2 separate regions of the Homo sapiens genome follow, and region 1 is linked to region 2. A link is a loop called in an ENCODE intact Hi-C map of the cell type or tissue named here. Cell type or tissue: natural killer cell. All regions are shown on one strand. Each heading gives the region's core, and the rest is flanking DNA. Links, peaks and the distances in the headings are about the cores only.

Evidence for each region. Peaks named below come from ENCODE experiments on the same cell type or tissue, not always from the same donor. Only the 100,000 strongest peaks of a DNase experiment are listed, where the experiment ranks them.
Region 1: it touches region 2 in a loop (2.2-fold over the local background); 4 of 110 quality-filtered maps call a loop at or near these places.

The regions. Positions count from the first base shown.
Region 1 is chrX:139,793,216-139,797,625 of GRCh38, reverse strand. ATP11C (ATPase phospholipid transporting 11C (ATP11C blood group)) reads left to right here. Exons shown (of 30, transcript NM_001353812.2): 11 at 300-450; 12 at 1,156-1,353. Among named protein-coding and RNA genes, the nearest start is that of MCF2, 87 kb to the right of the region's middle. In natural killer cell, for the core only: no CTCF peak of the experiment used is centred there; a DNase peak (open chromatin) is centred at 2,225; H3K27ac peaks cover 1,233 bases.
Region 2 is chrX:139,737,087-139,741,496 of GRCh38, reverse strand. ATP11C (ATPase phospholipid transporting 11C (ATP11C blood group)) reads left to right here. Exons shown (of 30, transcript NM_001353812.2): 27 at 403-506; 28 at 3,428-3,581. Among named protein-coding and RNA genes, the nearest start is that of MCF2, 31 kb to the right of the region's middle. RefSeq lists a silencer at 2,593-2,887. In natural killer cell, for the core only: no CTCF peak of the experiment used is centred there; a DNase peak (open chromatin) is centred at 2,086; H3K27ac peaks cover 790 bases.

The sequences.
Region 1 (4,410 bases), core at 70-4,069, 56 kb before region 2:
GTGTGTATGTGTGCATGTGTGTACCTCTCCTGTCACTTTACAGGAACCTTAATAAGGTGTGTTCAGCTAGTCAGCCATTGCACTTGGGGGAGCATTGGTGGTCAATAAACAGTTCATGGCCAGCTTTTCCATTTTGCCACTTGAAAGTAATGCTGCAGCTATGATAACTGAGGTTAATACACAAAGGCTTGTGCTGTAGTTACGCGTCGTACACAGAAAAAGCTTTAGATGACTCAGTAGTTTAATTCATATCTGACTGATGTCTTTGGTTTTAAAATCCATGCTATCTTATTTTTCAGATCTATTAATGCTTTCCTGATTGTATATTTATTTATCTTACTGACCAAAGCTGCAGTATGCACTACTCTAAAGTATGTTTGGCAAAGTACCCCATACAATGATGAACCTTGGTATAACCAAAAGACTCAGAAAGAGCGAGAGACCTTGAAGGTAATTTGTTTTCTGCTGAAAATTGAAACTATTTTTTGTGACTGAGCCAACCTTCACTGAAATGCTGCTCAGGGAAACGGCACCTTTTGTTAGCTTCTGAATTTTCTCTCGATTACATGGTGGCTCTAAGCCAATAAATATTTAAGAAGATTTATTGTAAAAGAAAGAAAAAGAAAAACAAAGTTTTTTTTGTAAAAAAAACTTTTATTTTCTTTATTGTAAAAGAAAGAAAAAGAAAAGAAAAAAAGAGTTTTTTTTCTTTTACTTTAGGCATCTATGCTTGTTTTTAGCTCTTTATATAAGAATTTAAGGTGAAACAATTTGGCAAGATGCTTTGACATTTTAATGTAATAGGAGTATGTGAAATGTCACGATAAAAGCATAATGAATGCCTTACATATGAACTTTGATCTCACATTCCTATCTTAGGGTGGAGTGAGCAAAGAGAACTTAAAGAAGTGAAAAAGTACTGACAGAAGTAGTATATACTGAAGAATAATGATAAAATTGAGAGTGTTCTTAAATGTTCTCACATACTGTGATAATTTTGACTACAGTGATGTAGTGTTATTAGGAAGTTCCATCTTTATAGCAAGAGCAGTGTTTTCAGCATTGAAATAAAGATGAAATTAATTCTTCCTTTATATTATATTGGTCTGATGAAATTGTATGTCTAATTAGCATGAACTATCTCTTTTATTTTAGGTTTTAAAAATGTTCACCGACTTCCTATCATTTATGGTTCTATTCAACTTTATCATTCCTGTCTCCATGTACGTCACAGTAGAAATGCAGAAATTCTTGGGCTCCTTCTTCATCTCATGGGATAAGGACTTTTATGATGAAGAAATTAATGAAGGAGCCCTGGTTAACACATCAGACCTTAATGAAGAACTTGGTCAGGTTAGAGCATTGTTTTACTTAAAATAATTTGTCAACGTAGTGAAAATATCTTTTTGTGTAGTCTGGATTACCAATATATGTGACCATGTCACATTTGGAAAAGTGATTCAGAGAAAATTCTTTAATGCAGGCATGTAATGAAGGTAAGCAGTGTTTTCATAGTTACAGCATCAGTTCTTTTGCTGGCATTTTTGAGAAGGATACAATTTATGTATTAAATTTGAACGTTACTGAAATTCTCCTTGGAACTGGGTGATGTTACATTATTAGCTATTGCTTTGGAACAGGAAACAGTCTTCATCACCATCTATAACCATTTGTGGATAGAATATGGGGTAGCAAATATGGCTCTTTTATAAGTGTATTTTGTTCCATAAGCAAAATTGACCAGAGTTGTCCTATTGACATTTTCTTGGTACATTTCTGATCAGGTAGAATATAGACCTAACAAGCAGAGTTATTTATTCCAGTACAAGAATTTCAATGAAGGGAAAACGTGAGGGCATGTACTCCTCAAAATGCATTCTTCTTTATATACCAATGTAACCCAGACTGTGACCCCATTCTAACCCAGGTGCATTTATTTTCCAGTGCAACACAGTCTGGCTGTAATTCTTCAAGTGATGATTTCTTAGGTGCTTTTCTTAATAGTATCGAGAAAGTTTTCCCCTTTTTTTTATTTTACTCTGTGTCATGTAATGATCTTTGTGAGCTGAAGGAATTTTTTGGCTTGCATTTTATTCTCATGACATTTAGAATGTCAAGACTGTGGAAATGTCATTTTTGTGACTGGGAGTTTCCAAATTCAGTTAATGAAACTGTGTGGCTGGAGCAGAGCCTCACACTTGTTTAAATGGGGCTGATTTGCATTCACACCTCAAAACTCTTACTTCCTGGCTTTAGGCCTCTCCGCAGTCCATGCTTTCTGTTTCTACTCTTGATATAGTCTTTGCCTAAATCAAAGTACCCACATGACAACTGCAGTTGAAAGGTAGAAAGGACTCTCCAGATACCATTTTGTTTAGACTTGACTTCAGGACACCAGTATCTGAAACCATGGAGTCTACATCCTGTGTAGATACCAAGGCACTAAGAATAGGGCTTTTCCTTTGGATATTGTTCCCACAAGGTTATTTTGTTGACAATGTGGGCTGCCGTACCTGACCATTGTCTTTTAGGCCAGAAGTTTTCATCCAGGGTTAGAGCTATCTGAGTAGAACTGCTCTAATCTCAATAAAAGGCATCAATTTGCAGAGTGCATGAGAAAAAATTTTGAGTATACAAGCCACCTTAAGTGAACCTTTCCCTGACAGTTAATTTAGTGGTTCATTCTAGATGCTGAGCAAATCTGCCTGTTCTGGATTTAGTGCCTGGCTGTATGTGTTAACCTACTCAAGGTTGAGCATGACTAGCTTGGGGCTAGCCTCAACTACTATTACAAATAGAATAGCCATCATTCCGAATATGACACTTAATGTTCACTAAAAACAGATAAGATGCCCGGGTCAGGTTCCATTTGATGAGACTCTTACCTCTTTCAGATCTTCATTTCAGCAGATTCCATATTACCTATGGGAATGCAGTCTTCTTATCATCTAGACTATGTTAATACTGCAGAAAGTAAAGTAGAGCTTTGGGTAATGATCTAGTAAATTTGATGAGTGAAAAGAAGCTGCAGTCTTCCTTTTAGTCACCACTCCTTTCTCCCACCAAACCTTGCATTTCTAGCTGTGGTTGTCATTTAGTCAAATCAAGTTAATAGCCAGACCATCACTTCAATTAATACAGTGTATAAGCAACTTGCCATTGTTATCAGTTTGCATGTATAGAAACGACCTAAATGAAAGTGCAAAGAAGTCTTGAAATGGTTTCTTAGGCCATTTAGTATTCAGTAAACCAGTACACACAAAATTAAGTGTAACCTGTTTTTTCTTTGTTGAGTCAAATTTAAGATCTGTGTAACTTTTTATGTTACTAAAGGCAATGTCATTTAATTCCTGTTCATACCATTGCAAGCATTTGCTTAACCTCTTTTAATGTGACCCACACTGGGATTAAGAATAGAAAGATATGTTTAGAACAGTGCTTGACATGAGAAACAAAAGGAAGTAGACTGCTCAGCTCAGTTGGAAAATAATGCAGTCTTTTATGATTAGACATCAATCTTTTAGACAACCAAATGATTGTAATCCATATTGAAAAACCCGTGGGGCTACTCTTCTTTGTGTCGCCTTCCCATCTTGCGGCTCTGCCTAATGGTGGAACTTTATAGTGTGAGTATATATTCTGATTCCAATAATTTAAGCCAGTAGCTGTTATTCACCTTTTACTGTCTGGGATGTGTGTGTGTGCTAGGTATTATTATGAAGTAAACAAGAAACCCTCAAGTTTTTAAAAATATCACTGGGGAGACACACACATCAGACCTAACTATAGCAATGTGATCATAATCAATCAGAAAAGATGTGGGGCAGTGCAAAGAGTCTGGTGTTCTTTGATTTTGGTGAAGTCAACATCAGTGACAGTCACCATGTATATAGCACCTTTTAGGTTATAGATCATTATTATTGAGCTTTATTTTTTAATCTTTACATTCTTGTGCAGCAGGTATCGTTAAGGTTAATATTTGAAGTTCATAGAGATAAAGAGATTTTCCTAAGGTCACAAAGTTAGTAGGTGGTGGAGCCAAGATGGAGTCCAAGTGTTCCATTAAGTTGAACCATTGGTAATTTTTGATCTACAAAATAGATCATTTCACATGTTCAACATATACTTCAGAGCCTTTTCTACCCTACAGCAGTTGTCTCACTAAGAGATAGGAAAAGAAAATCTTTTTTCTTTTTTTAGAAATTATATTCAATGAAATACTAATTAACCCATAAAAGTTATTATGTAAATCTATATTCTTGACATGGAAATACATATGTATATGTGTGTGAGAAAAATAGATTACGTAGCAAACATAATGAGATTACATTTCTGTTCAAGTGGTAAATACACATTTTACCACTCAAAATATTAACATGATTGTTTCTGTATGATGGGATTAATATGTGT
Region 2 (4,410 bases), core at 306-4,305:
TTTCAGCTTATCTGCCCCCACCAGCTAGGTCTCCTTTTGCCATCATCTTCCTGGCTGCCATTGCCTGAGGACTTGGGGCTTGGGCCTCCTAGATATTACCATTACTTCATTCCTTGCCCATTCCCCAGTACTGAGATATCTGCAGCCCTACACCTACTAGCTACTTAGCCTGATCACACCTCCAGCCTGTACGCCAGTTTAGAGGCCTTAGGGCAGAGCTCAGCTTTCTCACCCTTGTTCTTTGAAAAACCTGGGTTCTGTTTAGTTCCCCTCTTCTCTGGATCCCTGGCCCAAGCTAGATCCTTTCATAGGTATCATTGTGTACTAGTTATCAGATACTATAGCGTATTGCCTGGTGCAATTCGTAACCGTCGTGAAATCTTTTGTGTTGTATCTTTTCAGCTTGCCTTGGATACCCGATTCTGGACGTGGATAAATCACTTTGTGATTTGGGGTTCTTTAGCCTTCTATGTATTTTTCTCATTCTTCTGGGGAGGAATTATTTGGTAAGCAATTGTACATGTGTGAGCAATATGTAAATAGCAAAGTAGATACATGTGTATGTACACTATATATGTAAGCATTCATTATACTTTAAAAATTTTAATTATATAAGATGACACGTCTTTAATATTAATGGCCTGAAGGTTATTTGTTAGCTGGTAGTGCTACTAATTTCAGGTAAGATTTTAAATACACATATATAGACTGCACAAGTCACTCAGAAGACCTCCCTTTGGTAGCTTCTGTCTGTTTGAAGGTGTTGTAAACATCTCTCTAGTGAAACTATAGTTTTCAGCACAACCTCTCGTGATTTTCAGAGGAAATACTCATCCTGTGAAGTTTCTACCTGATATATTGACCAACAGATACATTATTGTCCATTTGGACCCTTATTTTCTCTTGATAGTATATAACCATGATTCATGTTACTACAGGTGTGCTCAGGGTATAGGATATATACAACTTAATAATTCAGAGGGTTGTATTTTGAAATTGTCATCTTACTGTTTTGGTGGAGGAGGGAAGATGTAGAAAGGCAGACTCTGCAGCTTGTCTTTAAAGTTCATTTAGTTCATCTTGGTTCAGTAGATAGATGTTTGTTCAGAATCAGTTTTGTGCTTGAGACTCTATGGGTTAGAGAGATGACTAGACTGTACTCAAGGAGAATAGAGTCCAGTGAGGGACACATAAGCTGTGATTGGGAGAGTTATATATTTGCATCTCCTTTCTTTACTCCCAAAAACATATATTTTATTTTTAAATGTCAGAGTTGTTTTTTTTAGTGAATGGCTTCCCCTGACAAGGATGCCAGCAGCAGAGAGCATGGCTAGAGCAAGCCATAGTGTAAGATTTCAGGAGTACATATTTTCATTGCTTTGAGCAAAATCTTACATACAAAATGATTCTATTTTATCACAGAGATGTGAGGCTTATGTTTATGTCCCTTGAGTCTTAATTAGAAGAAACTCTATTTTGAAAAGCTTTTTAAAAATAAAAACCTTAAGAAATAAAAATATGAGAAACCTAATCATTTAAGGAAGTACCAGCTTTAAAAAGTATAATTACAGCATATATTTGGTACCTCTATAGGTAATTGAGAGCAATGAAGCTGGAAGAAGTCTCTATTTTCTTTAATAATATAACAAATAATTCAAAGTTGATTAAGAACATACCATATACAATTGTATGTCTGCCCAGAGTACCATAATTCTATGAATCTATGTAATCAGCATCTGAACTAATTATGCAAAATTTCTACAAAAATAAAATGTTTCCAGCGAACTCATTTCCAACCCTTTCTACAGACTATTCCTTATTGATGAAAATAAATCCAGTAAATGATTATGGTATTGTCACACCTGTTTATTCATTAGTGCTACTAAAAATGAAATGTTAATCTATTTTTTATTTTATTGCCTGAAGTATTATCATTAAGTAGAGTTGAGCCACTGCATGAATATAAACTTATAAAGCAACCAGTAAAATGTGACTAGAAACAATGTGAAACTTCAGCTGAATGTGGTCACAACTGATGTCTCTAGACATGTTTTACCCTGAGGCATTGAGTCACACCCGTCTTTGGGGTTGGGTAGTGAGAATGATGACTTCCGAGCCCCAAACCACATCCAGAAATAATAGTGTTTATTTTTTACTGCCCTACTACAAAACTCCATAGATGACATGGAGGTTAAAAAAAAAAAACAAAAAACAACTGGATGCATTAGTCAGAAGGTATGATGCCAAGGAACACTCTGTGACTAGCTGCCATTTGTCATCTGGGCCCCTGTTATGGCTCAGTTAACTGCCTAGAACATTATTCAAGGTGTTCTTCAGAATTTGAGTGAGGTAGAGTTCTGCAGAAGTCTTTTCCATGTGGCAGACTTTTCCCAGAAAGCCTGTGTAGCCTAGGCCTCATAAATTTTTCTACCTTCCTGTTCTCACTTTTATTCCACAATCTAATTTTCATAAAAGTAGAGCCACAAACTCAGTTTTATCATGTTACATAAGGGTGCATAGACATTAATTTTTAAATGAGAAACCAAATTATCTTCAGGAAGCATGATGTGTCATCTAATAAACAGGAGCCATGGTTATCTACCTGGAGCTCTTTAATCCTAGGGCAGTCTGATGTGCATCCTGTCTTTAAGCAACCACTTCTTCCCCCTCACCTTCAAAGAACAATAGCTTCACCTACTGAGGCTCTCTGTGGTTCAGCTCAGACAGAAGGGAAGGGAAACAGGCTGTGCTTCTCAATGGCCACTTTACAATGAAGTGGATGACTCAGAATGAAATCTAACTCCAGAATGGGGGTTCCTGCTGGATTTCTGGATTCTAAGGCTTAATGTCCAATTAGCAATATTCTACTCTGTGTCAACCTATTTGGCACATACTGTTAATATATATTTGTGGATGACAATGGTAGATTCCTTCCATTTGAGAGAGATGATAAGCTTCTACTGTCCTTTTTATATTTACATAGTGTTTTTATTGGGAGAGAGTTATAAAAATGTCTTTTGAATTTCTGAATACAGAACACAAATCCATCCCCATCTTAATAAAACAGCTGAGGAAATAAAATGCTTGTTAGGATAAAAATGAACCATTTCTCTTGAATATCTTTTAAGCACCAGCATTTTCTAATGCACATAAATAGTCGCCAGTTGGCAGCTTTAGAATTGATTGCCTGATTGTCTTCAAGTCAAATGCATTTTATCTTTTTTCTCCTTTGATTATCATTCCTTTTTTTCCAAACATTTGGTAAATGAAATTTGTTTATTACTTTGGGATATTCTAGAGAAAATTATTTTTATTAATGTATGTAAGGAAGATTCTTTTTAAATACAAACGACATTTTAATTAAATGTCCATTTCATATGACAGGAATTGATTTGTTTTTCCATCATGTATTTTCTTTCCACTGCAGGCCTTTTCTCAAGCAACAGAGAATGTATTTTGTATTTGCCCAAATGCTGTCTTCTGTATCCACATGGTTGGCTATAATTCTTCTAATATTTATCAGCCTGTTCCCTGAGATTCTTCTGATAGTATTAAAGAATGTAAGAAGAAGAAGTGCCAGGGTAAGAACTAAGTTTATCTTACAACCTGATTTTTGGAAGGGGCCTCAATATCTGCCATGAGCTAAAAACCTGATTTAGAAAATTACATTAGTTACAGCATGTTAAACCCCTCCTTACAGGTTCATCACTTAATTTCCTCTTCTGCATAAAAAGTATAGTAAAAACTTCGTTATCCAATGCAGGTGGTAAGTAGATTCCTTAATAGTGTTCTATGTGACCTTCGGCAATCCATATGGAGTATCTCATATGCTCCATATGGAATTTTAAAAGGAAAAAATTATTTTATTTTGTATTTAGCCTAGAATTTTCACACCAGGAATTTCCACACCAACATTTTCGCTTTAAACTTAGAAATTTCCCTGTGGGCTGTTTGCAGATTTTTTTCAGTTGATAATACCAATTTGCCTCTTTCAAACCTTTCCCCTTCCTTTAATTATAGTGCTGCTTAATCTCTGCGTTGCTTCTAGCCCTGTCTGTCCAGCAGTATATTTGAACCAAAGAGAATTCCCTGGATGTGGTTTTGACATCCTTAGCCTCTGGAACACACTCGTAAAAATTCAAGATAGTTTTATGAGTGTGTTTTTATTTTTCCTATTAAATTGTAAATTTCCTGTGGGAATGAGAAGTTATTTTTTCTGCTGCCTCATTATGATATCTTTTAAACATTTTTTAAAAAGCCTTTAAAGCGAAATAGGGAGATGAGCATGGAAAATAAAACTTTTGGCAGATTTTGACCAACAGGCTAATTAAATATGTCATATTCCTGCCAACAGTAGCTGATTTTATTAAACAAAACTGTTTCTGTCATATTGACACCAACTAGATCTTG